2 separate regions of the Homo sapiens genome follow, and region 2 is linked to region 1. Evidence: read pairs that join two places in POLR2A ChIA-PET (ENCODE). Cell type or tissue: GM12878. All regions are shown on one strand. Region 1 overlaps GRK2 (G protein-coupled receptor kinase 2). Region 2 overlaps KDM2A (lysine demethylase 2A).

The links. Peaks named below come from ENCODE experiments on the same cell type or tissue, not always from the same donor. Only the 100,000 strongest peaks of a DNase experiment are listed, where the experiment ranks them.
Region 2: POLR2A ChIA-PET joins it to region 1 with 5 read pairs; 2 of 35 experiments call an interaction of 5 or more read pairs at or near these places.

The regions. Positions count from the first base shown.
Region 1 is chr11:67,270,746-67,273,245 of GRCh38, reverse strand. All of the region lies in intron 1 of GRK2 (G protein-coupled receptor kinase 2), which reads right to left. Among named protein-coding and RNA genes, the nearest start is that of GRK2, 5.5 kb to the right of the region's middle. RefSeq lists enhancers at 266-1,230, 1,568-1,707, 1,231-2,195. In GM12878, no CTCF peak of the experiment used is centred here; DNase peaks (open chromatin) are centred at 760 and 1,307; H3K4me3 peaks cover 2,500 bases; H3K27ac peaks cover 2,500 bases.
Region 2 is chr11:67,212,311-67,214,810 of GRCh38, reverse strand. All of the region lies in intron 6 of KDM2A (lysine demethylase 2A), which reads right to left. Among named protein-coding and RNA genes, the nearest start is that of GRK2, 53 kb to the left of the region's middle. In GM12878, no CTCF peak of the experiment used is centred here; a DNase peak (open chromatin) is centred at 1,470; H3K27ac peaks cover 1,426 bases.

The sequences.
Region 1 (2,500 bases):
TCAGAGTTGCCTTTGCTCTGGCCGTTGGACGGGTGCCTGGGTTCCAAGTGGCCCTCACCACCTGGTCACAAACTTGAAATGTCCAGTTTCCCCAGCTGTAAAATGAGGATGTCAATGAGATGCTGAATCGCCACCGTCACACTGGCCATTTACAAAGCCTGGGTGGACACGGCAGAAGGAGGGCTTCTAATATGCCAGGCTGGCCATGCTGCCCGCCGTGCCCCGCCTGCTGGGCCATGGGAGAGAGCCGCCAGAGCCCCATTTCTCAGTGCCCCACGGCTCACCGACAGTCCATGCTAGAATCACACAGTAACTGGTCTTGCTCAAGCCTCTGCTCCACATTTGCCGTGTCCTCGGAGAGGATGGGGCCTTGGAGGATGGGGCCTGTGGCCAGGGCTGAGCCGAGCAGGGTGGGACTCCTCTGCTCACAGACCAGCTTCAGGCACTGCATTGCTCTACTGCGGGCCCAGTGGGTAGAGCCCGTGGCTTGCCCTGCCAAAGTATCAAGGGCTCCTTGGCACAGAGGTACTTGGTGCCCACCCAGCTTTGGGAAGGAGCAGTCAGTCCCACCTTGGCACCCCTGCAGTTACAGCGGCCTGCACCAGCTCCTACTGCTCCCGGAGCAGGCTCAGCCCAAGACAGTGAGCAGCTGCAGCACTGAGCACTGGGTGACAGGGAAGGAGTGGGTGCTGAGGGAGCACTTCCGGTCCCTTCTGGCACCTCATGGTTCAGAAGAAATGCAAAGTCCAGGCCATCCTCTGTGGCCTGGGCTCTCTTAGGTGTCTCCTGCTCGGGGTCAGAGGCTGTAGCTGTGTGGACAGGAGGGGGTGACAAGTCAGAGACAAACACACTCTTGCTGATGGCAAGGAAGCTGGCTGGGCCACGTGCTCCGAGGCCCACAATGAGTTCGTGGCAAAGAAAATGTCCAAAGGCTCCCTGAGAAACGGCCTCCACTAGAGCACCCTCCATCCCCCCCTTGACCTCTGTGGAAGAGCTGGGTGCAGGGCTCAGAGGACCCTGACTTGTGCCCAGCCTCTGGCCTGGCTGCCCTCCCGTCCCTGACCAGGAGCTGTAGGAGACGAGCAGCCCCCTTCCCTGGAACCCAGGATGGGAGGCAGCCTTGGCTGGCAGCTGGCAGCCAGGGGCCATGCTTCCTGTGCCCCTCATGTGACAGTGATGCTAAAGCTTTGCCACGCCAGGACGGTGCAAGCTGGCATGAAGGCTACAGGCCTGGCAGGTCTGGTGCGGCCACTCTGGGAACCGTCCCCTGGGAGATGAGCGAGCATTCACCAACCAGTGCAGCAGGGCCTGTGGCTGTGGCCGAGGTGCTCCCTGTGGCATTTCCAGGAAACCAGACACCAAGGTGCCAGCAGCAGAAGGAAGTCCCCTGGGGCTTCTTAATGTTTCTCAATGACTCTCCCTGGGGCGAACAAGGACGGGGCCACAGATCAAATAGGAAAGGCCAGCCCAAACCGGCAGGTCCAAGGTAAGCCCTGAGCAGGGGAGAGAAAAAGCCAGCTGGCCCCGCACACACAGCCAGGGTCTGCAGCAGCCTGGGCTCCGGAACGTCGTGTCGGCCACAAAGCAGCTCCCTTGCGGGGATGCTCAGGAAGAGGCACTCTGGCGGCCTTGTCAAATGTCACGGCTTCTTCACAAATATGACATGAGCACCCACACCCTGCAATTTACTGCTGACATGGAGACCGTAATCTGCATTACGCTAGAATGCACCAAGAACAAACTTCCAGAATTCCATGCCCTGTGGTTTCCAGGAGGGGGTTATCCCCCATCCCAAACACGAAATGGCTCTAGAGTCAGAAAATTGCCCCCACCTGGGAACAGAGCTGCCAACATGTTAATACCAGAAAACCCACTTCTGCCAGCATAGACGCGTCCTTTTGCAGTAAACAGCAAAGCAGAGAAGGGATATTACTGTTTTAGAAAAAAGCTGCAGTCAAACACCTCATTTTTAGTATCTCAGTTGCAGCAGAGTAGAAATAACGTGAATATAGCTCCATCCAGCAGTGGAAACTGACCCATGGGGAGCCGGCGGGGAGTAGGGAAGGGGCCCAGGAAGAAGGGGCAGGTGTGAGGGAGGCTGTGCATCCTCAAGGGCTACACTGTGCTTTTGGTTCCCACTGTGTGTTCCGAGGCAAGAGCATACCCTGAAAGCAACAGCCAAGCGCGTGGAGCCCAAACCCACCAGCCTGAGCACTCAGTCCCTCTGCCAAGCCCACCTGGGTGCAACCTAGGCACGGGGAGGAAACACTGGCTGCGGAGCGCTCCTGTACCTGACGTCACCGGGAACTTACTACTAGGAATTGATTGTGCATTAATAGGACACCTCATTCTGGGTTAACAGCCCAGGTTCCCCTGCACAGATTCCAACCTGCATTGCTCACACTCCCTTCAAATCCATTTACCCAGGTAACGGCAGGCGGGCGACTTAATGGCAAATAAGTGAAACGCATGCTCTGGAAAGGAAAACAGACGGGAAAGA
Region 2 (2,500 bases), 58 kb after region 1:
CTATATAAGGCCCTCAAACTCATCTATAAAACTAAGATAGACCAGGCACAGTGGCTCACACCTGCAATCCCAGAGCTTTGGAAGGCCAAGGTGGGAAGATCACTTGAACCCAGGAGTTTAAGACCAGCCTGGGCAACACAGTGAGAACCCATCTCTTCAAAATAAAAAAATAGTTGGGATCAGTGGCTCACACCTGTAATCCCCAACACTTTGGGAGGCCAAGGCAGGCGGATCACCTGAGGTCGGAAGTTCAAGACCAGCCTGACCAACATGGAGAAATCCCGTCTCTACTAAAAATACAAAATTAGGCCCAGTGCAGTGGCTCACGCCTGTAATCCCAGCACTTTGGGAGGCCGAGGCAGGTGGATCACGAGGTCAGGAGATCGAGACCATCTTGGCTAACATGGTGAAACCCCATCTCTACTAAAAATACAAAAAATTAGCCAGGCGTGGTGGCGGGCGCCCGTAGTCCCAGCTACTCGGGAGGCTGAGGCAGGAGAATGGCATGAACCCGGGAGGCGGAGCTTGCAGTGAGCCGAGATTGCGCCACTGCACTCCAGCCTGGGTAACAGAGCAAGACTCCGTCTCAAAAAAAAAAAAAAATTAGCTGCGCATGGTGGCGCATGCCTGTAATCCCAGCTACTTGGGAGGCTGAGGCAGGAGAATCGCTTGAACCCAGGAGGTGGAGGTTCTGGTGAGCCGAGATGGTGCCACTGCACTCCAGCCTGGGAAACAAGAGCGAAACGCCGTCTCAAAAAATAAATAAAATAAAATAAAAAAAACAGCCAGGCGTTGTGGCATGTGCCTATAGTCCTAGCTACTTGTGAGGCTAAGATGGGAGGTTTGCTTAAACCCAGGAGGTTGAGGCTGCAGTAAGCTACGATCACCACTGCACTCCAGCTTGGGCAACAGGGCAAGACTGTCTCAATAAAAAACCCAAAAACACAAAAAAACTAAGATAACTACTTCAAAGATACGTTGTAAGGATTAAATGTAAACACTTTTAAAATCTGAAATAATGTGAGAATACAGAAATCTTTTTTTTTTTTTTTTTTGAGACGGTCTGCTCTGTCACCCAGGCTATAATGTTGTGGTGCGATCTCAGCTCACTGCAACCTCCGCCTCCCAGGTTCAAGCAATTCTCCTGCCTCAGCCTCTTGAGTAGCTGGGATTACAGGCACCCGCCACCGCACCTAACTAATTTTTGTATTTTTTAGTAGAGACAGGGTTTCACCATCTTGGCCAGGCTGGTCTCGAACTTCTGATCTCAGGCAATCCACCAGCCTCAGCCCCACAAAGTGCTGGGATTACAGCATGAGCTACCATGCCCGGCCAGGAATCTTTTAAATAATACTGGCTGAAAAAAAAGAGAAGTGAAAGCAATACGCAACATTTTACACTAAATTATAACATTTCCTGTGCCTTCAAGTGTCTACACTCAACCAATGAACTCCAGGTAGGTAAAACTCGAGAGCCAAACCACCATGAATTCAGCACAGTGCTGATGTGGTAAATATCTAACTTATGGTTATAAAAAACATGTATCTGGTAAGCTTTGTAACAACATCTACGTATTTGATCACTTACTTCCCTTATAATGTGAATGGAGACAAATGCATAAAGTTGTGCATGATATGAAGCAGTTGTCTAGAGGATACCCAGATGTTAACTGTGGGAGAGTGTTTAGAAAGCATCACCACTGACATGGAAGAAACAAACAAGATGAGGAGCAACGGTTAAGGTTAACCTGCTGTTCCATTTCAAAGAATTTCTGCTCAGGGAGCCAACAATTTTAACCAAGCATCCGCCGGTCCCAGAACATTGAATAAGCCCTGGATGCCTTTCTTTCCTTCAAATAAAATTTACTGTTTCTTAATGTAGTAGCCACCATCTCCCATCCCCGTGTGTTGTCCATGGGAATGCCTTTAACAGAATAATGAATAAAGTACTTGCTTAATACGCTGTAAGCTCCCATGTCTGAATAGGGAGAGGAACGGTTCAGAACATATGAGTATTTTTTTTTTTTTTACCACGCATTCATTCACAGAAAGCAGAATTTCTTAATTGCAGCAAGAAAGTCAGTCATTTTTGCCTGCCTTTCTTTGGTATTATTAGGTATCTTCAGACTACAGAGAGAATTTGTGGTAACATGTTCGTGCTTTTCTTCTTAGGTTAATCTTTAGCCTTGGGATAGATCCTTTGCTAAATACTCTGATCCCAGTTATAATCTGTTCTGCAACAAAACTAGGGCCAAACTGGTAAGAAGTCCAATATCATGAACCTAGTCTATTCATAAACAACTCATAGCCTTCCATGAACTTATTTCCCCATCACCAAACAAATGTGTATTATTTGTGCCATTTTAAAATCTACCTCTCAGTTATTGCTGGAATGGCAGCACTAAATAATCTCTTCTCACCATAGAACTCTACTTTATGCTAGCTCCTATAACAGGCATGTAAAAGTTGCCCTTCTTACCTCCCGGAACCTACTTTTACAA